5 separate regions of the Homo sapiens genome follow, and regions 1, 2, 4 and 5 are each linked to region 3. Evidence: chromatin contacts called from ENCODE Hi-C or POLR2A ChIA-PET data. All regions are on one chromosome and are shown on one strand. Each heading gives the region's core, a stretch centred on a gene start or an enhancer-like site at or near the end of the contact. The rest is flanking DNA. Distances are from core to core; before and after follow the strand shown. Region 1 has its middle 54 kb from the start of LINC02295. Region 2 holds the start of LINC02325 (long intergenic non-protein coding RNA 2325). Region 3 overlaps LOC105370651 (a long non-coding RNA gene). Region 4 holds the start of LINC02295 (long intergenic non-protein coding RNA 2295). Region 5 has its middle 15 kb from the start of LINC01550.

The links. A loop is a pair of places that touch in the nucleus more often than their neighbours do. ChIA-PET counts read pairs that join two places held with the same protein, here RNA polymerase II (POLR2A). Pooled maps may share reads with other maps.
Region 1: a map of naive thymus-derived CD4-positive, alpha-beta T cell shows a loop between it and region 3 (2.6-fold over the local background). The contact joins two enhancer-like sites. A Hi-C loop is called at or near these places in 1 of 168 maps with a recorded cell type or tissue (naive thymus-derived CD4-positive, alpha-beta T cell) and 7 of 50 pooled maps. POLR2A ChIA-PET finds 5 or more read pairs at or near these places in 2 of 52 experiments (activated naive CD4-positive, alpha-beta T cell and naive thymus-derived CD4-positive, alpha-beta T cell).
Region 2: a map of CD8-positive, alpha-beta T cell shows a loop between it and region 3 (4-fold over the local background). The contact joins the promoter of LINC02325 here to the enhancer-like site in region 3. A Hi-C loop is called at or near these places in 3 of 168 maps with a recorded cell type or tissue (CD8-positive, alpha-beta T cell and naive thymus-derived CD4-positive, alpha-beta T cell) and 10 of 50 pooled maps. POLR2A ChIA-PET finds 5 or more read pairs at or near these places in 4 of 52 experiments (CD4-positive, alpha-beta memory T cell, H1, activated T-cell and 1 more).
Region 4: a loop to region 3 is called in a map of naive thymus-derived CD4-positive, alpha-beta T cell, with 2.7 times the contacts of the local background. The contact joins the promoter of LINC02295 here to the enhancer-like site in region 3. A Hi-C loop is called at or near these places in 1 of 168 maps with a recorded cell type or tissue (naive thymus-derived CD4-positive, alpha-beta T cell) and 4 of 50 pooled maps. POLR2A ChIA-PET finds 5 or more read pairs at or near these places in 3 of 52 experiments (CD4-positive, alpha-beta memory T cell, naive thymus-derived CD4-positive, alpha-beta T cell and naive thymus-derived CD8-positive, alpha-beta T cell).
Region 5: a loop to region 3 is called in a pooled map, with 2.6 times the contacts of the local background. The contact joins two enhancer-like sites. A Hi-C loop is called at or near these places in 1 of 168 maps with a recorded cell type or tissue (GM12878) and 4 of 50 pooled maps. POLR2A ChIA-PET finds 5 or more read pairs at or near these places in 1 of 52 experiments (CD4-positive, alpha-beta T cell).

What each region holds. Positions count from the first base shown.
Region 1 is chr14:98,187,730-98,192,719 of GRCh38, reverse strand. No RefSeq gene overlaps it. Among named protein-coding and RNA genes, the nearest start is that of LINC02295, 54 kb to the right of the region's middle. Within about 2 kb of position 3,544, at least 4 of the 41 ENCODE cell types and tissues checked have a DNase peak (open chromatin) inside an H3K27ac peak, as active enhancers do.
Region 2 is chr14:97,455,618-97,460,495 of GRCh38, reverse strand. LINC02325 (long intergenic non-protein coding RNA 2325) reads right to left here and starts at 1,680. Exons shown (of 5, transcript NR_110166.1): 1 at 1,569-1,680.
Region 3 is chr14:97,722,490-97,727,379 of GRCh38, reverse strand. The region is part of intron 2 of LOC105370651 (a long non-coding RNA gene); the gene reads right to left. Among named protein-coding and RNA genes, the nearest start is that of LINC02312, 38 kb to the left of the region's middle. Within about 2 kb of position 3,338, at least 3 of the 41 ENCODE cell types and tissues checked have a DNase peak (open chromatin) inside an H3K27ac peak, as active enhancers do; they include CD4-positive, alpha-beta T cell and CD8-positive, alpha-beta T cell, where a contact is called at or near this core.
Region 4 is chr14:98,132,810-98,137,334 of GRCh38, reverse strand. LINC02295 (long intergenic non-protein coding RNA 2295) reads right to left here and starts at 1,348. Exons shown (of 3, transcript NR_184268.1): 1 at 1,138-1,348. The region is part of intron 1 of LOC105370655 (a long non-coding RNA gene); the gene reads left to right.
Region 5 is chr14:97,990,691-97,995,592 of GRCh38, reverse strand. No RefSeq gene overlaps it. Among named protein-coding and RNA genes, the nearest start is that of LINC01550, 15 kb to the right of the region's middle. Within about 2 kb of position 1,377, at least 3 of the 41 ENCODE cell types and tissues checked have a DNase peak (open chromatin) inside an H3K27ac peak, as active enhancers do; they include CD4-positive, alpha-beta T cell, where a contact is called at or near this core.

The DNA of each region.
Region 1 (4,990 bases), core at 2,295-4,794, 470 kb before region 3:
CATTTCACTTCTTTCACTTTCTTCATGGAAAGCTTGCAGCCTCATCTTCCCAATATAGTTAATATTCTCTTTACACTTCCTGCGATGGCTCCCATCCCATTCCATGCTTTCCCTTCCACTGCATGCCTTATGCATGTCGGTCTATGTTCAATGTCTGCGTTTGCCATTAGACTATGAGCTTCACTAGGAGGAAGAGTGAGTAAGTGGGTCTTATTCATCATTGTCCTCTCAGTGTCCAGTATGGTTCCTGGCATAGAGTAGGTATTTAATAAATACATGTACAATTGAAATAGGATTCAGTATTAACTTTAATGACCCCAAAGACTTCTAAGTGATGCAAGAGAGATCTTATTAGTCTAATTTAAAGATGAGGAAACAGGTTCAGAGTTGGTGACTGGGATTAAGCCAAAGCTCTAGAGCCTATTTTCTAACTCATATTGATATTTTCGGGGAAAAAAAATATGAAATTTTGGTCAAGACCAGAGAAATGTTTGATATTCATTGTCTGTAGAATGAACATAAAATGGTCTTTAACACTTATATCAGGCAACCAATTTAGGAAGCTATAAGTCATTGCTCACCTATGTAGTTTGGAAAGAGCCTTGTGTATATAGGCAGTCAACAAGAATGGGTGAATGTACCTCAGTTTCCTTTCTGTACAGTAGAGGCAAACATATTTCCTATACCTAGTTTACTGTGTTGGTCTCAGGAGTGAATGCGATATTAAGGGTGCAAAATTTGGGGAGACTATCTCTGTCTTAGGTGATGGGCATTTACTGAAATGCCATCCCCATTCCATTTTGAGAGCCTGTCTCTGTCATAGTATAAGGTGTGCCCATCTATGCCCCCTTCCCAGCCATGATGTTCTCTAGTTTCCAGAATGCTGGGTCTCTAAGAATTTTATTTTGAAATCTTCATCTTGACCTGGTCCTAGACTCTATCCCTTTATGTTTATGGGCCAGGGTGTGGGGAAGGTGCACTGGATTTGTCTTTGGGATTATCTTGCCAATCTGCCAAGAAAAATAGTTGTCCCTCAGAAAGGGGAGAAATTTAGACAATACATGTTCTCCTAATGCCAATGTTTATTGGTATCAACTAGCTCTATACACACATTGGTATGCTACCTTCAGATCCCAACATTTCTGAGGCGATGGATATAATTCTACAATCTTGGAAGTTTCCTTTTTTAAAAAAAACAGGTGGAGGCTTTTCAGCAAAATCCAATTCTGCCTAACTATGTCTTTTAGCTTGCTTCACACATTTAAAAATTTAGAAAAGTGTGTCCCACGCCCAGGGAAATTTGCCCCAAAGGTAATAGAGATGACTCTATCTTGATGATTGATTGATGCTGGGGTGAAAGATCTATGCTGATCAATTGTAGAAGAAAGAGTTACCTCTAGAATGTTCAATATTCTCAATGGGAGTTTCAGTTCTAGAATTTTATTCCATATCATGTAATGCCAAGATTAATCATAAAAACAAATATTTATTTTCACAAACATCTCTTAAATGTGTACAGTTGACTCTCCCATTTACATAAAAATTGGAAGCTCAGCTGGGATTTCTGCTGGATCCAGGGGTCAGACTAAGATTAATACCACACTACTAGTGGCAACTGTCACTGCCATTTCTCTAAGTCCTGTTTTGTTTAGAATCTTGAATTACTAGAATCACTGTAACTTCTCCCCTTCTCAACCTCTTACTCGCAAGAGCTCTTTTGAGCAAGTTTTATAGCTTCATCTTATCCACCCTTTGGTTATTGGAATCGGGTAGTTGCTTTCCGGCTTCTATTTGAGAAAAGAGATCTTCCTATCTTTTGCACCTGGGAGTGTGTGACTTATTTAAGAGCAAGTTATTTGATGAAGTGCACAGTTCACTAGACCTCCTAATACCCTAGAGGGATAATTCAAAAGCTGTATCCAGATGGGATGACGTGGACACCTCTTACATAAGACCACGGGAGATAAAAGCTTTATCAATGGACTTTATCATTCATTGATCAAAAGTCTTCTGGCAAACTTCCCTATCATCCTGTAATGACATAGGGCCATCTTAGAGACTTCAGACAAGGCCCATTTGAGAATCCATGATGGGCAGGTATCTGGAAACCAGGCAACATACGCCTTGGGCATCTGATTCTTTCTTCATACTTTGAATCACTTATGCACACCTCAAATAATTGAGCATCTACTATGCTCCAGGAGGCATTGTTTAGGTACTGAAAATGCAGAGGTAAATAACATTATTTCTGCTTCAAAATAACCTCAGAGGTAGTCAAACATGGGTATAATTAACCAGAATGAGACACATTGACTTATTTTCTTATCAATTTTCTCTTCACTTCATGCATGTTTTAGACTCAAATTCTTCCTACTCCTCACTGATACTGATGGCAATTTTGGCAGAAAAAATGAGAGCAAGAGCAGTAAGTAAGAGGAGCACCAAACCAGAAAGTATCAGGAGGCAGGAGTGTCTGTCCTACCTCTGTCCTGACAGGACATGAGTGTGGCCATAAGCCAGTCAAGTCATGGCTGTAAGTTTCATTTCCTTAGCTGTAAGATGGGCTACTGGTAACAGCTCCTGTTACTGAGTCAAAGGGGTTGCTTATATGTGAGAAAGCTTTGAAAAGTCTCCAATATAATGCAAATATGGGCAATTATATTAAGCAACTTCATATAGTCACATGCAACTAACTTTACCGAAGCAAACTGAAAAGGCATGAAGACACAAGAAGCCAATGGCCATTGAATCTTCTGCTAATCTTGTGAAACACAAAAAACTCCTCTAAGAAAATGCACAAACCTACAACATTTTGCAGAAAAAAAAAGTAAGGGTGTTCACAGACTTCCTGGTAGCCCATTTATGGAACATTAGAGAGCTTGTGGTCCCCATTTGGAAGCTGTCAGGTCGAAGGCAGTATCTTCGGATCTCAGTAGGCAGGACCAACCTAACCTAACGAAGAAAACCTCCCACCCACCTAGAAATTACCGAGCACCTAGAGTCGAGCCCCTTCTCCATCCTCACTGCTGTGTGTATCATGTGTATTTACACCTTACCGTTTCTTCTAGTGAAACAAAAGAACACCATCTGCCCAACCACATTCCGCTTCCAGGAAACTGAAATGAGAGCGGATGTTGTCTTTCACTGCTTGTTTTCATTTTTTCTTTATCCTTTTATGTGTGCCTCTATTTTTGTTATCGCACTCTTAAAAGAAAAGATATACTTGGAGCAATTTTACCTCACATTTCTCCCTGAATTTTCCTAAGCCTGGACATCCTTAGGTGCCAGATGCCTGCCGCACAGGAGAAGTGGTGAGTACTCCTGTGGCCATTTACCAAAATAAGCTTTGAATCACCCAGTAAACACTCCCTCACACCCCTCCACAGCAAGGGCCATGTCTTATTCCCCTTCTGTCTCCATTCCATCAGTTCTTAGCAAGTAGGGGTTGAGAATTTGAGACCAGGAACAGGTCAGGAAATACTGTGGGTGAGAGGCCACAGGAGACAGTTCATCAGAACAAGGGTGCCAGGGTGTGGCCTTCAAGAGGGCCTTCCTGTGAAAAGCTTATTGACAGAGGTTCTTATGACAGAGTCCCTGAGAAGAAAGGTCCATAACAGGGTAAATAATTCCCCCAAGGCCAGAAGGACTTGGGATTCTGCCCAGATTAGAAGCTCAGTCCTACCCAGAAGAACAACAGCAAGAGATTAATTCATGAGCAGCAGGTTTAGGAATCAAAGTAGACAGGCAGTATTGCCAGAGTGCATCAGAGAATCGCCTATGAAAGACAGAAGCCACAGAACATGGATAGAACTTTGTCACTGTCCTCCATTTGTCCATGCAATGTTTTAGTAAATGAACTCCTTGGTGGATAACCACTTAAATGAGAGTCTACTGACTTATTTTCGAGGGACAACGAGCAGGAAAAGGCTGGCAGACTGTGTCTATGAAGAGAAAAATGTTCTCTTTCCATTAAGGCTCAAGGTTGAGAATTAAATTAAATAGACAGCAGAAGAAGAAAAACCCAGTTCTATAATGGTGAAAGAGCAAGGCATGTGAACCCACCAATATTAGGTCTCAAAGAGATAATATCAAAAAGAAGGCCAAGGGTTGCAAATAACAAATTTAGTCTTCTGAAAAGTCCACAGCAATGTATCTTTTTTCCCTCCAAGATGAGCAAGAATTTAATCATTCAACCAGTGGCCTGGTTCTTGGGAAACACTGCCAAAAATTAAAAATTAAATGGATCTGGGGACTCGGTCTTGTTCTTCAAATTAACTTACCTTTTAAATGACCATTTATACCTCACAGCATGTGAGCCTATTTTTACCAGCAATGGAAACTTCCTACTGCTAGGTGTTGGGGTTACATTGATGAAGAAGACAAATTTCCTGATTTTAGGATGCTCAGAGTCTCTGACAAACTTCCAGGCTAGTGTGCTGGACTTCCCAAGATCACAGCAGATAAAGGCTGACTTTTTGTGTGCATGAGACTGTTTTTGTCCCAAGAACACCCCTTAAAATATTCAATACGTTCTTTTATTTATTGTTGGGGAAAGCAAAGCAAAAGGCTGATAGCTCAAGAATAGAGAAGTTCAGCTTTGATAGACTCTTATTTTCTCCCTTGTTTACTGAACATATCTAGGTGAAACAAACAAACAAACAAATCAATCAGGGGCTAGATTGTATTAGCCAATGTCTTTCTGGGAGAAAAAGAGGGTGCCGACCTATTTTCCGGTGTTTATGTAGCTATTAATAACAACTGCTTGGTTTTGCTAGGATTTGACTTCAAGGCAAATTAGGAAAAAAAAGACATTTTTCAAGGAAGAGAACACTTTTTGTGGTAAGAGAGGTGATAAAATAAAGATTCATCTAATGTAGGGTAGCAAATAATTGACCTCCAATTCCTTTCAAATAACAATGATAGTAACATGTTTTCTCTGTGTTCAGAACTCTCCCTTCTGAGCACTTCCCAGACATTAACTCATTTAATC
Region 2 (4,878 bases), core at 431-2,930, 270 kb after region 3:
GTCTTTCACCTCCAAGGCACTTGGACATTATATCTTTAGACTCTTTGTTATATTGACTGCATTACTCCCAAATGCTTTTTAGAGGAGGGGGGACATTTAGAAAAGTGAATTTCTTATGATCAAATCAATATGTTGTGGTTTATGACAATTTTATACATTTATGGCTAAGAACCTATCTGCAATCACTTCCTAGACAAAAGTTAATCATCTTAGAATTTAAAAAAACATAGTTTATTTTTTACACAATTTCTGGGATTGGATTTCCCAACATGCAGCCCAAACACCTGCTCAGAGCACAGGTAAAACAGAAGTCTCACCTCAAAGTCAGCAATTTTTAGAAAAACTTGACATACAAAAAACACATAAGAGCTGTTATGTTGGACATTCTTGCTGTAATGGCTATATATATATATGTAATTATTATTATACACATACACACTCACGTTTTTCTTTTGAGTCAGGGTCTCGCCCTGTCATTCAGGCTAGAGTGCAGTGGTGCCATCACTGCTCACTGCAGCCTCAACCTCCTAGGTTCGAGTGATCTTCCCCACCTCAACCTCCAAAGTAGCTGGGGCCACAGGCACATGCCAACATGCCTAGCTAATTTTTTTTATTTCTTATTTTTGTAAAGATGGGGTCTTGTCACGTTGCTCATGTGGGTCTCAGACTCCTGGGCTCAAGCGATCCTCCTGTCTCAGCCTCCCAAAGTGCTGAAAACTACAGGCGTGAACCACTAAACCTGGCCTGTTATATATTAATTTTAATTTAAAATACCCATGAAAAGGGGAGTAGGTTATTTTCAGTACTTAAGGTCCGAATATCGTGGGCTGCTGGGCTGGGGCTCACGACCCATCCGCAAATAACACAGAGGCAGACACAGAGAAAATCAGACATTGAGGCTTTCCTCACCTGCCTCTGTCTCCCTCCATCTCTGCAACTCTGCAATGCCCCAAGCAGGAGTCTGCTTTTTTGTATAATGGGCAACCCAATCTTGGCAGGAAACCAAAAGTCAATTTCCAGGAAAGGCAGAAAAGAGGGCTATAAAAACTAGAGGACCTCTGTGGCCTTGTGGTCACCTCTCCTCTCTTGCAAAGACACAGCTGTCACCAGAACCCCACGTCTCCACCAGCACAATGCCTCTCAAGATGCTGTAAGCGCCTAGGGAAAGCCAGCCTGCTAAAGGACGCACATGTGCGCACACACACAAACTTCAGGATGGCCATCAATTCAGTTCCTCCTTTACCAAACACTGTGACATGCCTTTCCCCTCTTCTCTCTCTCTCTCTAACCAGCCTTTCTCCCCCACCTCTCCCCCTTCACAACGCCCAGTTTTATTAGTATTATTATTCTCTTAAGTGGCACATGTAGTACCACTTCCTGCTCCATGAGGCCCCGCCGAAAGCGACGGAAGCGCGCCCTCCTCGCCGTGACATCTGTCTTGGCGGCAGCCTCCTCAGGCGGTTCTCTTGGCAGCCTCCACGCTGCCACCAGGCCTGTCGGGTGGCTGTACGGCTGACGGGCTGTCACCGCCGCCTCCTCTTGCGGGCTGCCATTTTCTTTTGATTTACCTTTGATTCGGAGGCATTTGCATGCTTTCATCACTTGGTGGACAAAGTCCTCGGCAAGTCTCCCATGGCTGCTTTCTGTGTAGGCAGCCAGGAAAGGGGCGGATCCCTCTGTGACTTTGCTTTGAGGTGTAAATGGAGGCCCGGCTGGCCTATGTCACGGGGAGCCCGGAAGCGGGTGTAGACTGTCACTTCCCAGCTCCCCGGGAGACGCTATGTAGTTGCTCCTCGCTTTGGCTAGGGAGCTGCTTCGCCAGTGACAAGTGTCCCCCGTGTCAATTAGTTTATTAATCACCCAGCTAGACAACTTGGTAATGTGGTAATTTCAGGGTTAGGCTGCACCGAGTTCTTCCTTTTCTGGCTGGGCATAAGAGCTCGTTAAAGGACTTCCCCTGCTCTCCAGAAAACTCTTTCTCTGCCTTTGTGCATATCCCAGTGAAGCCATTCAAAACTGCAACTCCTCTTCCCCGGCGTGCGGACAGGAGGGAGGACAGGGTTAAATTGCTAATCGAGGTTTCGTGAGGTCTGCCAGAGCCGAGTCTCCAACACTTACATCTGTTCAACAATTATTACAGCATTTTTGTCATAAAAAATTCAACACCCTGAGTGTCGTGCTAGCAAAACCTGAAAATTTATGCAGTGAATAGAATAGCTAATTTCTCTGAGGAAATGCAGGAGGAAAATTACAGATTTTACTTAAATTCCAAACACCAGAGTGCACACATCTGACGCCCTCTTTGGATTTTTTGTCAACCACCGGACCGAAGACGCCTTCCCGTCCACCAGGAAGCGGGGAAGACCCTGGACACATGCTCTGACCTTGGAAGAAGCCGTACTGTGAAACTCCAGACTGATCTATGCACCCACCCAGAGTGTCTCTAAAAGACCTCTCTCCCAATTAAATCCATGCGTGGTACAGAGTCAGACTTCGATTCCGGAGCGAGGTTAGCGTGATTGGTTTGCGTTTTTCCCACTCCCTTCTTCCAATTTGCCCCCCACGCCTTTAAAACAGCTCCTTGGAGAAAACAGAGGGGATGGAGAAGAGCCCCGACAGCATCGAGAGTCTTAAATCTCCTTAATTCATTCTAATGCTGTTTGATGCTTGCAACGGCAGCATTGGAGTTTGCCTCTCTGCTCCATAAAGGTCTGGAATATGGATTTTATGCTAAAACTAAAGCTGTCTAGTTAGGATGCCAGCAGAGTGGAACAATATGCTACAGGCGATCCTCAACTATTCTCCAGGGCCGGAGCCTGACTTCCCGACTGGGTGTTTGTTACCTTAATCATCATTGCAGCGGGATGAACAGGAATTTCTTGCACTGCCACCACAGTGGCACAATTAACGTTATCCGAATTTTCAGAGATTCTACTGCAGAGAGAGGATACTTGCTCCCCTCTGTTAGTGACTGCTCCAGGGTCCCTGTTTATTTTCCCTAGAATGAGGTGGTCAAAGGAACCAGCTGCCCTCTGCCCACTTACTCTGTCTCATGACAGCTCAGCATGGTAAATATTTTCTCTGTAGGGTCTCACATCTCCTGACCATCTCACCTCAGGGCTGGGGAGCACAGCCACACGCCAAGAGCAGAATCCATCACTGGCATTTATGTCTTAATAAAAGCGTGTGCCATTTTCAGATAAAGTAAACACTGCAGCCATTTCCTCTTGCCAGTAGAGGTTTTTCTCTCTTTCCTTCTGAGTCATACCCTTCTAGAAGGTGCAATGTGCCTTCAGAAGAACCCAAGGAGGCTGTGATTCAGAGGTTCCAGAAACAGACACAGCTCTCCAGGCCCTGTGAGTGGCAGTGACAGAATGAGGAGTCCTCCACCCCCTGCAGCCCAGCTATGCCTCAGGCACAGAGCACCCACCAGAAGGAGGATCAGCTCCACCTGGCTCCCAGGCAAACCACGTCCCCAGGCACTGGTGTCACGGCCCAGGTGCTGCCTCTGGCTCTGTCCCACATGGAGGCCTCCCAGTGGGTCACATCCCAGCACAGTCCTCCTGCCTGATATCACCCCCAATCTGTCCTGGGGCTGGAGAGCTCTGAGGAGGGGACCTATGAGTGCAGTGTTTGCCGGCCAGGGCAGAGCCTAAGTGACCCCATGTGAATCCTACTGTGACCCTGCATGGAGACAATCAGAAAAATAACACAGACACGAGCCACAACCACACTGCTGTCAGAACGTCCCAGGCTCTCGTCCCAAGCACTTTGTCTGGCTTAATTTTCAGAACCGCCCTGTAAAGTACATATTATCATTCCCTTTTTCTTGCTGATGAGTCCAGAGTTCAAAAAGATTAAACAAATTCGCCAAGACTGCCCAGCAAGTAACCAGTAGGGCCAAGATCAGATGTCAGACAGGTCAGATGCAGAGCCCCTGCCCTCTCCACCGTGCCACCCTGCCCTTGAGGCAGCTTTCCATTTGAGAAGTAAGTTTAGCACGAGATGCACGACAAAACTGGTAACAGGGCAGACCTGAGGAATGAGGTATGTCTGCATGTGGGGGGGACCATGCCTGTGCAGCCTGCTCTGCAGAGGAGAAAGGTGGAGACAAACCAGAAGGAATGGGGACTTAGCTTGACTTGAGAGAATTAGGCTTTGAGAGGCATCACTTCCAAGAAACGGTTCTATTGCCCTCTTCCTCCTCCATAGCTGTGGTTTTCTAACCATGTATCCCATAGAAGAGAAGTTTGAGGTCCATCATGGTGGAAATGGTGCTGCAAAGCTCCCTACAACTGCAGCATTGATCTTCTCTGATTTATGTTACATGACAGATCTTGATGTCCAGGCCGCAGGAACATCCACCCCAGCGAGATCCCTTTTCTCGACTTCCACCAGCTGTTTGCCAGGAAAGAAGGTCTCAGAGCCACGCTGTATCCTGACTGCCTCTACAGCAGGTACCTTGTACCTCCACAGCAACACAAAAGGATTGTTTCTGTTTCCACACATACCTCATGTCATTTGTTGCCACATAAATTCTCCCTAAGCATAGTGGCTGAATGAAAGCAACTAGTATGTATTGCCCCACAGCTTCATAGGTCAGGAATATTTGGGCACAGCTTAACTGAGTCTTCTGTTTCAGGGTCTCCCGCAGAAGGTAGCCAAGGTGTTATCAAGGGCTGCAGGCATCTAAGGCTTAACTGGGAACAGAATCTGCTTCTGAGCACACTCACGTGGTTGCTGGCAGGAATCAGCTCCACAAGGACTGCTGGACTAAAGGTCTCAGTTCTTCACCAGCTGGGAATCATCCCCATTTGCTTGTCCTATGGCCCTCTCCATAGGGCAGGTCCCAACAGGACAGGAGGATTCATCCTTGTA
Region 3 (4,890 bases), core at 2,089-4,588:
TCGTCTCTACTAAAAATACAAAAATTAGCTGGGTGTGGTGGCATGTGCCTGTAGTCCCAGCTACTCAGGAGGCTGAGACCAAGAGAATCGCTTGAACCCAGGAGGCAGAGGTTGCAGTGGGCCGACATCGCGCCACTGCACTCCAGCCTGGCAACAGAGGGAGGCTCCGTCAAAAAAAAAAAAAAAAAAGTAAGCAAGTGGGTAAATACGGTAATTTTCTTCTTGAAAGGGGCTATGAAATGATACAGTGACTCAGACAGTGGCTGAGGGGAAAAGAAACATATTAGATAGAAAGCTCCAGAAATCCTGGTTGATTTGACACAAAGACCTACAGAACAGGTAGGAGCTAGCCCTGCATAGATCTGGGAAAAGAGCAGTCCAGGAAGAGGGAACAGCAGTTGCAAAGCCTCTAAGTCAGGACAAGTTTGCAGAAGTTCACGGAGTAAAGCAAATGCCAGTTTGACTGGGGAAGAGAGAGTGAGTGGACAGAACTGTAAGATAAGCTGGGGCCAAGTGCACAGGCCGCAACATATCCGGCTCTGCTGGTAAGAAGGAGGAGTTTAAATCTTATTTCAGATGTAATGGGGAACTATTGGAGAATCACCTTTATGTCAAGAATGCAGCAGCTCCCCTACAACTTCCTGGCAAGGATTTTAGGGTAGAGTGTCAACTACACTGAAAACCATTTGAAAACAAAATCCAGCCCCTGATTCCATAGTAGAAGTGCCATCTGTGTAGACCTGACTTAGCTCCAGGGCACAACTTTACCCAAAGACTACAGAAGCCGTGTTCTTTCCATGACTGACTATACAAACTCAGAATGTCTGCCCATGGAAGAAAAGACTTCAGGGACACACAGTAATGCTCACAGATTCCAGAAGGCCACTTTTGGGAAGGGAAGACCAGAGAAGGGCTTTTGAGACCACTTAGGTTCAGAGGGGCCTAGAGGGGTTCCAGAGAAAGACACTTATCTATGAGAGACAATTTTCCAACAGCCAGAGTGTGTCAGGTTCTAAGAGAAAGGAATTCCCAAGAGCAGAGGCTTCTGTGTCTTGGGAGACAGAGTGAGATGACCCAGGGAATGTGGCAGGGTTGCAGGCCAGGTGGGGAGTTGGGCTGGAGGCTCTTCCAACCCCAGCATTTCATTATTCTTTTGTTTTCTGTCACTGGGAACTGAAAATTTGTGCCAGGGTTTTACCTACAGAGAAATTTTGAATTATAGTTAAAAATTAACTTTTCAAATAAAATCATACAAATCTTCTTAAATAAAGCCTATCAGATTTTAAGAAGAGTTTGTCTTCATCAGATTTCAATTGATGAAGGAAGAAAGAAAAAAGGAAAACTTCAGTGAAAGTAAAAATGTAGAATGTGCCCTTTGACTGATTGATCTGATCAACAGCAATGTGTCATTTAGAGTTCCTCAGAGAATTATTAGCACTGGCTAGAGTCAGCCTGACCAATCACACACACACACACACACACACAACACACACACACACATGCATACACACACACACACGCTGATGGAAAGCAGTGGGGCTGGAGGGAACACTTACCAAAAGCATAAAGTTAAGCCTTTCCATCAGCAATATCTCCACTGGCTTTTTTATATACTGCCTGCAACTCAAGATTGAAGAACTGGAGATTTTCATTCCTGTTCTTCCTCTTTCAACGGGCAATGTTGAAGCCCATGGGTTTTGGAAGAAATCTGGCTTTATTTCCCAGCTCCTCCAGGTAGCATCTAATCATGCTGGGCAAGAATTCAATTTCTCTGAACTTTAATTTTCATCAGGCAAAGAAAAAGATATAGAAGTAGCAATTGTTTTCCAGGGAAAATGTAAAGATTAAATGGAATGACATACATAAACTGCTTAGTTAGAGCACATAGTGCTCTGACATTTTAGCTGGAAATAATATGCAGCATTTATTGAGTGCATGTATTGTATTTGCCATGCACACTCTTTAAGTGTTTTGCAGTGGTTTTCTTTTGTATTTAAAATTCATGTCGGCCAGGTGCAGTGGCTTACGCCTGTAATCCCAGCACTTCAGGAGGCCGAGGTGGGCAGGTCAGGGGTTCAAGACCAGCCTGGCCAACATGGGGAAACCTCGTCTCTACTAAAAATACAAAAATTAGCTGGGCGTCGTGGTGGGCGCCTGTAATCCCAGCTACTCAGGAGGTTGAGGCAGGAGAATCGCTTGAACCCAGGAGGCGGGGTTGCAGTGAGTCAAGATCGCACCAGTGCACTCCAGCCTGGACAACAGAGCAAGATTCCGTCTCAAAAAAAAAAAATAATAGTTCATGTAATCCTCACAGTATCTATATTGGCAATAAACATTATTGCCATCCACATTTTATAAATAGGGTCACTGAGGCACAGCGAGTGTAACTGCCTTGTTCCAGATTCCACAGTTGGTCCATGACAGAGCTGAGATCAGAACCCAGAGTCCTAACTCTTGACCATTGCAGGCAGTGTCCTTTGCTGCCGCAGTGAATTCAGTAATGCATGCACAGTACTGAGAAGCATTACCTGCCCTTATGCTTTCTAACTTCTTTTCTTCTTCCCACCATTGCAGTGGATCCATCCTGCTGCAAATGGTCATTTTTTTTTCCAGGGCACAATCTAAACATACATCGTTCTCTACTTAGAATCCTAAAGCTCTCCCACGGCCGGCAAAAGGAAACTTAAACTCCTCAGAGTGGCTCACAACCTGACCTCTTGTTCTGCCAGCTTCATTTCCTGTTGCTCTATCTCTGAACTAAACACCCAGTCACTTCAGACTTCTCCCCCAAGCAATGCTGTTTCCTCATGCCTGTGTGCTGGGGTGCCCACCGCCCTCCCGGCTAGAATACTCCTCTCAATTCCCTCTCCTTGGCAAAACTGCACTTTCTACTCTCTTCTGGGCATGCTCCGTCCTGCTGACCTGGTCCTAATCTGTTTACTCTCACACCAGTTCTGTAGGGCAGACGCTGTTGGTTTTCAAACGGGGAAGCCAATTCGGAGAAAATTGTGTTCAAATCATACCGCAGGAAAGTGACTAAGCTAAGATTTAAGTCCACATTTTTTAGTTTCAAGACTCTTTCACCTCCCTTGCACCATCTCCCAAGAAGAACTGGGGGCATTATTTTCTAGCTTCAGCGAGACCTGGGAAGGCTGGTGTTTCTCTTGATGGGGCATAACGTATCTCTGGGAGTGCCTGAAATTCCCTCTGGCTGGTCATCCTCACTCCTGGACTGTGTCTCCTTCCGCCACATTCAATGACCTCTGGGCCCATGGAGTCCAGGACACCCACAGGCAGATGTAGCCACAGCTCGAGGAAGGTCTCTCTGTCTCTCTCCGTCTCTCTGTCTCCCTCTGTCTTGCTGACTAGGAGAGGCACAGGCCAATGTAAGAAGCAAGCCTGGCTTGGGATGCAAAATAAAATGGAATAACGGGGCATGTGCATTTTATCAGAACCAAACAAATTGTGGCTATAAACATTCCGTCGCCAGTGAAATTGCAGCCTTCTTTGAAGATCAGTGTCTGTTTTTTAATGTATCTATATTAAAAAAAAAAAAAAACTGGACCAAATTTCCATTCAACCAGTATGGGGAGGGAGCAGGGGGTGGGAATGGGGACTGAGCCCTGGGAAATGAAACAAGGGAGGGAGAGAAAGGAGACCTTATGTCCTGGATTAGCACATTGATTAAAAGCAAGTTTCTTTCTCTTGAGCAACCCGCCCCCCACAGCCCATCCGCAGCCCCGCAAGCCACTAACCACAATTATTCCACGGGGTCTCTCTTTGCCTTACTTATTTGATATCCTCAGACTCAACTGTTATGGTTCAGACAGTTTGTCTTAGGGGTCCTGGGAGAAGGAGAAAAAAGGCAGCCTCCTAATTGTCTGCAATCGACTGTTGACATCTGCAAAGTACTCTAGCTTCTAACCCTCTCTGTGGATGGTGCATGAGTGCCCCCCACCCACTGCCCACCTCATCCACCTGGGCTTGGCAAGCGGGGCAGCTGCCACCACCATGCACAGCTGGGACTCCTGCCCTGAGCTCTGGCACCCTCCAACACACTGGGGTCACCTTGCTCCCTGTCCATTCCCCAGACCATTTTGTCCGACCTGTGGCTTCAATTACTCTCTGAAAACAGACAATACCCAAAGCCCTGCTTCCAGCTTTGATCAATCTTTGTTGCTCCAGAACCGCATTTGCAACAGTATAACAGACACTCTAGTTACTTCCATTTCTTTCTGGGTAAAATAAAAGAAAAAGACAAATCCCGGACATCTCATTCTAAGTAACTGCTCCTAAAGCAAGAACCTCAACTCTGACATGATTAAATGTAGCCCCACAGCAGAACTCACACATGTCTCCTGGAGCCAAGATCCCTCCTTTGATTTTTCACCCATGCATTCTTCTGTCCTTTTGTTCTTCCAGACATTTCCACTTCTGTATGAGTTTTGAGTAAACACTCGAAACTTAAAATTTCTAAAACTGAACTCTTTCTTGTACAGTCTAGAATTACTTCTATTTATTTATCAGTAATACTCCAAGACTTGATATCTCCAAGTCTTCTCTGATTACGTTCCTCTAATGCAGTACAAATTATAGTCAGCATAACACATAACAATAGCAGTCACCGATGTTTTCTAGTAACACTGTTACTATCACAATTACAGCCCCACTACTTCTTGCCAAGTGTATTCACTCATAGAATGAGTTTTTCTTCCCAGCTTACTTCCAGGAATTCAATGTCACTTTCAATCAGAAAACTAGATGCAGTTAAAATAGAAAATTAGGGGAAAAAAATGAACCCCTTCCCAAAGAAACTGGATGATATGTTTTCTTAAATTTTTATAGATTTGTATTTTTATAAATTGTGCACTTTTCTATAGGTATGCTGAA
Region 4 (4,525 bases), core at 99-2,598, 410 kb before region 3:
GTTGGGAGACAAAGAGGGGGCCAGCAGTGTGGGGCCCTGGGTTAGGAGAGATGTCCAGTATCTGCCCTCCCCAGCCCCAGCAGGATGCTGCAGCCTCGGTAAAATGCCTCCCCCACCATTTTCTTTCCATGAGCTGCTCTTTCTCTCTCCCCTCCTGGCTGTCGCCTTATCTCCTCCTCTCCCCTTTTAAATGCAGATAATAGAATAAGGCAAACAGCTTATGTCCGCAAAATTCCTCTGAAATTGCCCCCTAACATGCATACCCAGAGCTGGCCTTGATTGACATCAAGTGCAGTAATTAAAAACCCTGCCAGCTGACATAGGTGAAGGTTTATTTATAATTACACATTTTTAGGATGGCTCGTCCAGGGTCGGTGCATTTAAAAAGATAAGTCGGCCACAGCTCTGTTACTCCCCCAATTATAGATTTGAATGGTGGGAGTTTATAATGGGGGCGGGGAATTCTGCTTTGCAAAAAAAGGAATTATTTGTTCATAAAACCAGGAGGCCAGGGTACGAAAGTCTGATGGCAGAGCCTTTGTCTAGAAAGCTGTGGGAGAGAGAGTGTGTGTCTGTGTGTGTACCTGTGTATGCCTGTGTGTGCATGGGTGTGTGCACCTGCATGTGTACCTGGGAGTGTGTGTGTCTATCTATGGGTGTGTGTGGGCCTGTATGTGTACATGTGTGGGTCTGTGTGTATGGATGCATGCACCTGTGTGTATACATGTGTGTGCCTGCATGCACATGTGGGTGTATGGAAGGGGAGTCATGCGGTGAAGCAGAAAACACCTCCCTCTCCCTGTGCTTAAACACAGAGCTATACTCACAAATCATTTCCCTGCTTGCTTTATCTAAAATGTTAAAAATCTTGCCCAGCTTCAAATCCAAGACTATCAGATCTGACATTCCTAAGAACCCACTGTGAAAGAGGATTCCTCCGTGGGAGCCCAGGGAGCTGGGACAGGAGCTTCTGGGAGGACTGTGTGGGCATAGAGTTCCTAGGAGGCGGAAGCTGCCTGCACACAGCAGGGTGTTTGACACCCATGGGGCAGTGCCCAAAAGCAGCAGCCAGCAGGTCCCCTCTCCCCAACATCCGCTTCTCATTGTTGCCTTTTTTTAGAGCTTGGTATCACTTACCCAGAGGGGCAGAGCCGGCCATATCAGACTGTGCATCTCACGTGTGTGGTTTCTTGGGCCCCACAGCTGGAGACAATGGCAGGAGCGGCCTTGGAGAGCCCCGATTGTCACCTGGCGTCTTGGCAGGCAGCTGAACCCAGAAGTAAACTGAGCCAGGCAGGGAGCTACAGGTGTTAAAGGTACCAGAAAGCAAGGCTCGAAAATCAGATATGAGAGAAAAGGGGAGCAACAGGAAGCCTTTGTATAGGGGGTGCCACTGCATTTCAGACATGCCTGGCCAGGGGGCACAGGGCACAGGGCTTGTCCAAGAAGACAGGATGCAAAACCCACTGCTGACCAGGGAGCCAAGAGCTGTGAAAGGGTCTAGGTGGGTCACCCAGAACAGTCCCTCTGCCCCAGAACGCTGCACAGAGAGATTGCCTGGAAGGAAGCAGGTCCTTCCGATTAAGTGGCAGAACCCTACTGAGAGAAATAAAAGTGAGGAATGGTGAATTCGGCACCACTTGCCAGACCAATGGGCTTCATCAATTAATCACAGCCAAATAATCACCACCTACATTAAAGAATAATACATGAAAAGGACAGGAGCCTCACTGTAACTTATTCAGAAAGGGCTGCCTCCCTAATCCCTCTGAGTCCTGACATGTTAACAGGGTAGCGACTAATTAGATGTCAAAAATTCATAAGCGCTCTTTAATATTGCATATATCTGCAGCCGACATTTCAATATGAGAGTTGTATACACAGAAGTCACTATAGCATTAAAACACAGTGGGGTGGAAGAAATAAAAGGGAACCAATAAAAACAATGTCCCTTAAAAACCCCAGAGAGTGCCAGCTTTGGAAGTGTGTACTTTCTTATTCAGAAAAGGTATCACCTTAATAAGAATTATAGGCAAAGGGGTTTCGCTGCTCTGTGCTGCATGGACAGAAAGGGGGTGAGGAGACGAGCTTATCAAAAGCACTGCCAGGTAAATAGTAATTTATTGTGCATGCACAATGAACATTACCCAGTGTCCTGACACTGGGTGATAATGAAAGGCATGTTATTGTGGAATCCACTGAGGGAATTTCCACTCCCCCCGCTCCCTTCTCCCCTTCTCCTCTTGTCTCTCTTGAGCAAAGAAGCCGTGATGGGTCCTGGCAGCTTCTGCCTGTTTCAAGCCATTTCACATAATATAGAAAGCACCTGAAGTTTAGTGGATTAAGTAAGTGAGTTAGTTTGCCAGCTTGGTGATATATATGTTGCTTGCATGTGAACTTATATTTCAAATGCTGGGGACTATATTTTTATGAAACAAGCCTTTTCCTGTCGGAAGAATTATAGGAATGTGATATAATACAAGGCAGTGAGATTAAAAACAATGCATCATAGCAGAGAGAAAATGCACTGTTTTATGACTTGCATCCGTTAATTGAACCTCTCAGGAATCAAGAGAAGGGCTCTGCAGGAACCTGCTGGAAAATCACTCTCTTTTTTTACTTCCATGTTCTGTTTTTTTGTTGTTGTAGTTGTTATTTTTATTTTTTATCATACATATAGATACATATATACATGCATATATATATACACACACATATTTATGGACACACACAGCCATGAATGACGTATGTTGCTTTCTGTACAATACTGTACTTTTATTTTCTTTTAATGCTGCTCACATTTGACTTAGAGTGAGGAAGTTGTGTTGAAGAGCATTAAAGAAGCTATCTGAATTCAAATCATTAGGTGGACAATTGTTAGTAGCTGTGCACAAATCCCATTAGCCTTCTGGGCCTCAGTTTTCTCTTCTGCAAGACAGGTGTGGTGATGTTGTCCTTCCAGGTTGGTTAAAGCAAAGTACAGTAAAGACAACAGGAAAGCCAAGACTCCTGTGAGATTCCAAGTGCTATATAGACTTTCTGTCCTGATTATCTTGAGTTGAGACCATGGTTGGGCTGCTTTTTGCCACATATACTGTGATATTGACACAGATTTATATTTTATTGTCAGGTGAATTTTGTTTTTTACTTGAATTTCCCCATCATTGCAACAACACAGCAAGCTACGCAAAAGTGATTAATGATCAGTTTCATGGTTTGAAGGAAATCCCTTTCAAAGACAGTCCGGTGCCCCATCTCTGATTACATCCATGCAGACTCAATATTTGGGTGCAGTGCTGGACCCATGCCTCTCCCTGGAATGTCAACACCAAGGGGAGGTTTCCCAAGAAAGGATGAGACCTGACTTAGTCATCTGGCACAATGCCAGGGTCAATGGTCAATCTTTATCTGATTATACAGGGTCTTTGATTTGAAATTCACTATGTTAATTCAGGCTGAAAGAGTCCTTTATGATCAATATTTAAATCGTAATTAACTGCATTCACTTGCTATTTTTGTACGTCTGATTCTTCTTACGATGTTAAATCAGGTTCTTCCCTGGTTTCAGCATTTCATATTTCAAAACAATATTCTCTATCAAATTTGACCAGTATCTAGGAAAACAAGATCTCTCCTGGCTTTCCTGGAGTGCTGATAATGAGACCTTTCTTTCTTTCAGTTGGTTAAGATTAAAGTCTAAGTCACTTCATTCATTCATTTCATTATTCACCCACCTCATTCATTCACTCATCCATCCATTCCTGCATTCACCTTTCAAATAGTTTTGAGCACAGCTCCTAGCACCTGAAGCTATGTGTTTTCTCTTGGCAATACTGTGAAAAAAATTTATAGTCCAGTGGGTTTGGGCAACAAGTAAACAAGTGACTCAGACACTGATAGAAGTGCCAGGAGAGCAGCAGGTGCTTGTTAGGGGAGTGTCGGAGGAGGCAAAACAGGGCCACTTAATCTGGTCTAGGAAGGGAGTGGTCAGGAGAGCTCCCCAGAAATGTCAACCAGTCACTGGGGATAGAAGGACTAGTCTGAGATGAGAAATGACAGTAGGGGAATTGGCAGAGGTGAGAGGAACAGCACATGTAAGGGCTTAACTCAGGAGGTCAGTGGAGTGAATTTGTATGGTACTTGTTCTCTTTCTTCCATCCAATCATCTTCAGGAAACAGTACTTAGCATTGTTAAGGGGGAACCACTCCCTCTTGTTCTCAGATGTAATTAATAGCAAAATTAACCCCTGGGTCTAGTTTCAGGAGTGGACTCTCATTGGCTTTACCGATTATTGTACCCATCCCTTTGGCCACTGTGATTGGTTCAAGGATGAGTACACAACCCAATCAGAGACAAGGAAATATGAAGTATTTATTGGAGATTCTGAGAAAGGGAAGCCTTATTTTTCTTCATAGGATCTCTCGGCACTCTTTCTTTTTCTCTGGATAGTAGTTTGTAAGGGTGTAAAGTCTGCAACAGCTACAGCCATTTTTTTTTTAATCAATGAGGAAGAATCCAGAACAT
Region 5 (4,902 bases), core at 128-2,627, 270 kb before region 3:
CTGTCTCTATGAATGCTCAAGAGCCCAAACCAACCGGAGTATAAGAAAGAGGTGGAAGAAATAAACTACGTTTGAAATGTGCTTCTGTTTCAACCTAAGTAAGATGAAAGGCAGCCTGCAAAGTTTTTAATTGAGAAGGCAGGAGGTACCACAGAACAGAGGTCATCTACCTGGTGATGTAGTCATTCATATCAATTGAGCAAATCAAATCTGTTATGCATACGCACAATTCAGAGTTCCAATATCTTTTCCTAGAATAACAAGCAAAGTGCCCTTAACTATTTGCCACAAGCCAGTGAATTGACTCACAGGTGTAGGCTCCCATCTTGGCTCTGTGGCTTGTTGTGAATGTGACCTTCAATGTCATACCCAACATATGAGGGCCAGTGTGAATGTTGAGTCTGACTTCTAGCTCTGGAGTGGTGGTGCGGGTTGGAGATGATGCATGCAGATACTTTTAAGAGACTATCATCATCTGGTCCAAACTATTATTTTGTAGGTGTTGATGCAGACCATTCATCAAGAAGGGAAGGGGCTCCTCTATGATCTCACAGCACCTCTTATGCTGGCCTTGGGACCACCAAAGTAGAAGTCTTTTGGCTGTGACATCTGTGACATGTGGCCCACCTCAAGGTCTGCCTCTTGTCATTAAAAGCCCTTGTCCATATTTCCTCAAAGTCAGTTACACACTAGATACAGGGACCATGTAAAGACAGTGCTCAGCGTCCTATGCCCTCCAGGACAGAGTGACCAACACACTATGCTATGGAGCACTGGAACTGTGGCCAGCCTGAATTGAGATATGCTGTGGGTGGAAAACAAACTCAAGTTCTCATACTCAGTATACCATAAAAAAGTAAAATGTCTCATTGATAATTTTGTGTGGTTTGCTGATTGAAATAATATTTTGAATGAATTGGGTTAAGTCAAATACATCATTAAACTTCATTTCACCTGTTTAATTTTACATTTTTTTAAAATGTGGCTAACAGAACATTTAAAATTACACAGGAGTCTCTCACTATGTTTTACTAGGCAGCGTCATAGTGGCTCAGAATTTTTTTTTTCTTTCTTACTCTACTATCAGGAAATGTACTCCATTTCTTCTTCTGCAACAGAGCCTGTGCTTGCCATCTCATTTTTACTGTGTGCACAGTTTCCTGTAGTAACAGTGGTAACGGTTCTCATAATGATGAAGGTTGTTTGTAAAACCCCACATCCTCGATGGCCTCTTCTTTACAAAATGTTCCCACAGAGATTCTTGCTTCACCATGTCTTTGCCTGCATGGCCAAGATGACTTGGCCCCACACAGGAGTTTCTGCCGGGCATGTCACCATCCCTAGGTCTAATTCAGTGGGGTGAATGGTCACATTCTCAGCCTCCTGCTCCCTCTGATCCTTCTAAAGAAGGAAGTGCCTGCCTCTCTCTCTCACCTTTCACCTGAGGTGATGTAGACACTGTTGATTCAAGGAGGTATTATTTCTTCCTGTTCTGTTCCCTCCAACCGTCCCCACACCACTTTCTTCTTTGTGACTCACTAAACCCATATAACCGACTGGGGTCCTATTTAACTTATGTGCATATTAATTTGGCAAACATTCATTCTGCATCTCCTAAACACCTGATACTGAGCTAGTGGCTAGGGATGGAAAGAAGAGCTTGAACATCGCCTTTGGTTGGCCTCAAGGAATCATAGACAAGTTGATAAAACACAGTATTACAATATATAGAGGCATCAGCTGAGGTCACAAAGTAGGTTGCCTAACACATCTGATGATGAAAGAGAAGACTCTCTAAAGATGTGTTCAGTTGAGTGGAAAGGATGACTATAGCTCAGCTAGGGCTTACTGTATTATTAGTATCATTATTGTTATTTTTGCTATCATCATCATTTTTTAAAGTTAACTGCAAAGGAATGGACTTAAGGAAGAGCATGTAAAATTTAGGGAATTAGAAACACAAGAGATGGAGAATGAGGAAGCTGCTCCTGAAGGCCCCAAAATCCGAGTTTAGGGATTCACATTTCATCGTAAACTCAGTGAGAAGTCCCACGTGGTACTCATAAAGATGCATGAAACAGTCAGCCCAGCATTAGGAATCCATCACTTTGGTAGCCATGGGGTAAGGAATAGAATTGTTCTTACCCTATGTGTGGAGAGAAGATCAGCCATGTGTCCAAAGAGTCCAACTGTTTTGTCTTAGAAGACACAGGCACAAGGTATTTGCAATTGTGTCTGCCTTCCTGTCATCTGAAGAAGGCCCCTCCTGGGGGTCCAGTGTTTGTCTGTGATATTATTTCCCACAGTCCCACCAAGCATAAAGGATTACATCGATGCTTCCTCTCATTGATGATGAGGGCAAAGGTGCTGGGTCCAGCAGGCACCTTGGGGAACTGGAGCAGATTTGGGGATCTGTCCTTCCTGGCCCCAGAGAGACTGGTTTGGTTCAGGGACCCCTGGGGCCCCATTTGAAAAGTGGCTTTTCTCATTTCCCTTTGATCAGGCAGTTCATGGCATATTTGGAAGGACAAGGAGTGATTTGTCTTCCACATGTGTTTTCATTTATTCCTCAAAGGCAGAGCTAAAGCATTAAGCAAGAATACAATAAAGTCCAGTGGGCAGACAAGCTTCAAACAGTCTCAAAGGGTATGTCTAAGATAAGCTCATTTGTTTATAATCCATGTATTTTTTAATAGTTTATGAAAAATACAGGTGGTAAACTTACATCTGGGTGAATAAGGGTAGAAGTAAAATACAATAATGCCAGGCATAAGGTCAATTCTGAAAAAGTTTCCATAAATTCCTGTGTAATTCACCAATGGGAGCCATTATTTAGGCAGGAGCTTCCTAGTAGCCAGTAAAATAACGAACAGTGTTTCATAGGTAATGGGTAAAAGAACACTTACTTCTGATACATAGAGCTAAGGGAAATCACACTGGTAGTTCTTCACAAAGGGCACATTTTCTAATTAAGTAAATAATGTTTTTAGTAATATTCTGACTGCCATTGACTATGGGTTTCAGAAGGTTATTTAAAATGATGCAAATTGACTTGATTTTCATAGCATTCCTTGACAGCCTCTGATGTACAAGGGTGGTAAACTGCAATAATGTGTTCAAATATTTTGCCGCCCTTCTCTGGATGATGCTACACCACTGCCTGTTGCTATGGGGTGTGTGGTGCAACATCCCAGGAAAGCATCTGCTCTCCCCATCCCAGTGGTACCAAGTTTGACCACATCATGTGACACACGCCACTCCCCAGAAGAGAATCTAAGGACCACTGCATCATTCTGCCATGAACTCATTTCCTTCTGCCTCAAGAAGGTCAAGTGCCAGAGAGGAGCTGTACATATTCAGCCCAGATCTCAGTACAAAGGAGACACAAGGAGGAGAGCTCCCATTGACCCACGATTGACATATATGCAAGCAAACAAGAAACCTTTGTTGTAGTCAGCACCTGAGATTTGAGGATTGTTTGTTACTTCAGCATGACCTGTTAAAAGATCTCATCATACTGCTTTATCATGACGGATGCAGCTTTATCAGTGCCTTGGGGTGATAGAGAGATATAAAAGACACAATTTTTACCCTCTGCAAACCTGCAATTTAGTAGAGTAAACTACATGTTTAAAAATAGGCTGAAGGCTGTAAGTGCCACCTTAGATTCTCAAAAAGTATCATGGGAATCAAGTCCAGATGCAAGAAAAAATATATACCTAAAAAGAAAATTACTTCCTTAAAGAGCAGATACTGAGAGAATGAGCAAGGTTAGAATGGAAAAGGTAAACTTCTGGGAGTAGGCATGGCAGGGATTTTGGGGGGAAGACTCTATTTAGCAGAGTGTGTCCTGGGAATGGAGAGAGAAACGTCTCAAATGGAGCACTCAATGAGAGGAAGATTATGATAGGAAATAAATTTGGAGATCAGAGAGCTGACAGAGAAGATAATAATTTTTAGTGCAGTTTACACTTAAGGTAACAAAGTTTATTGAGGGCCTGCTTTGTGCTAGGCATCGTCCTCAGTATTTTAAAAGTCTCACTTTATTTAATCCAAACAACAGCACTAGGAGACAGAGGTTCTAATTGCCATTTTGTGTAGAGATGAGGAAACTGAGGCTCAGTCCTAAAGCAAAATAATTAGCAAATTGCAGAAATAAAATTTGAACCTCAGTCTTCCAGGCTTCAAAGCCCATGTGTCTTTGTTGTCCAGGCATACAGATGGATGACTGAGGGTCTTCCATACCATGGTAATTATTGTGTACTTCACTTAATGTGCAGTGGAAATCTACTGAAGCCTTCCGAGGTTGGGGAAAAGGGTGACACTGATTTGGCCTGTGTTTCAGGAAGATAATTTTATTAGCCATGTTGAGGCCAGCCTGGATGTGGTGACTGGGAGCAAGTAACAGGTAAAATGCAGCAACAATAATTCCATATATTGGTCACTAATTGTCCATTTAGCTATCATATGGAGGAAGTTGACTTTAACAGGTCTTACAAATGCCTTCAAAGAGGGTTCACAGGCCCTATATCCCAAGAGATTTTTCAATTTCTTAGAGGTGTTTCAAAGAACAACAACAGTAACAGTCAGTTTTACTAACCATCTTCCCTTCCTGTTCAGTGGAGTTTGTATGTAGATCTACCTGAGACAGAGGGTTGAATCCTATAGACTCACAAGGCCCTTCCCATCTTGTAACCATAACCCCTTCACCTTTATTACTCATATAGACAAAACCTAATTAAGCTTTTTTTCTCCAGATCTCTGAGCATCTATATAATGAGAGAAAAGTGTTGGAATTACAATGAGAAGTGTGAGTCTTAGCATTTAGTGGCTTTCTGTGATATGCTTTTAGGACTTTTCCAAGGGAAGATGAAATAAACATCCTATACCCTGTCCTGGGAA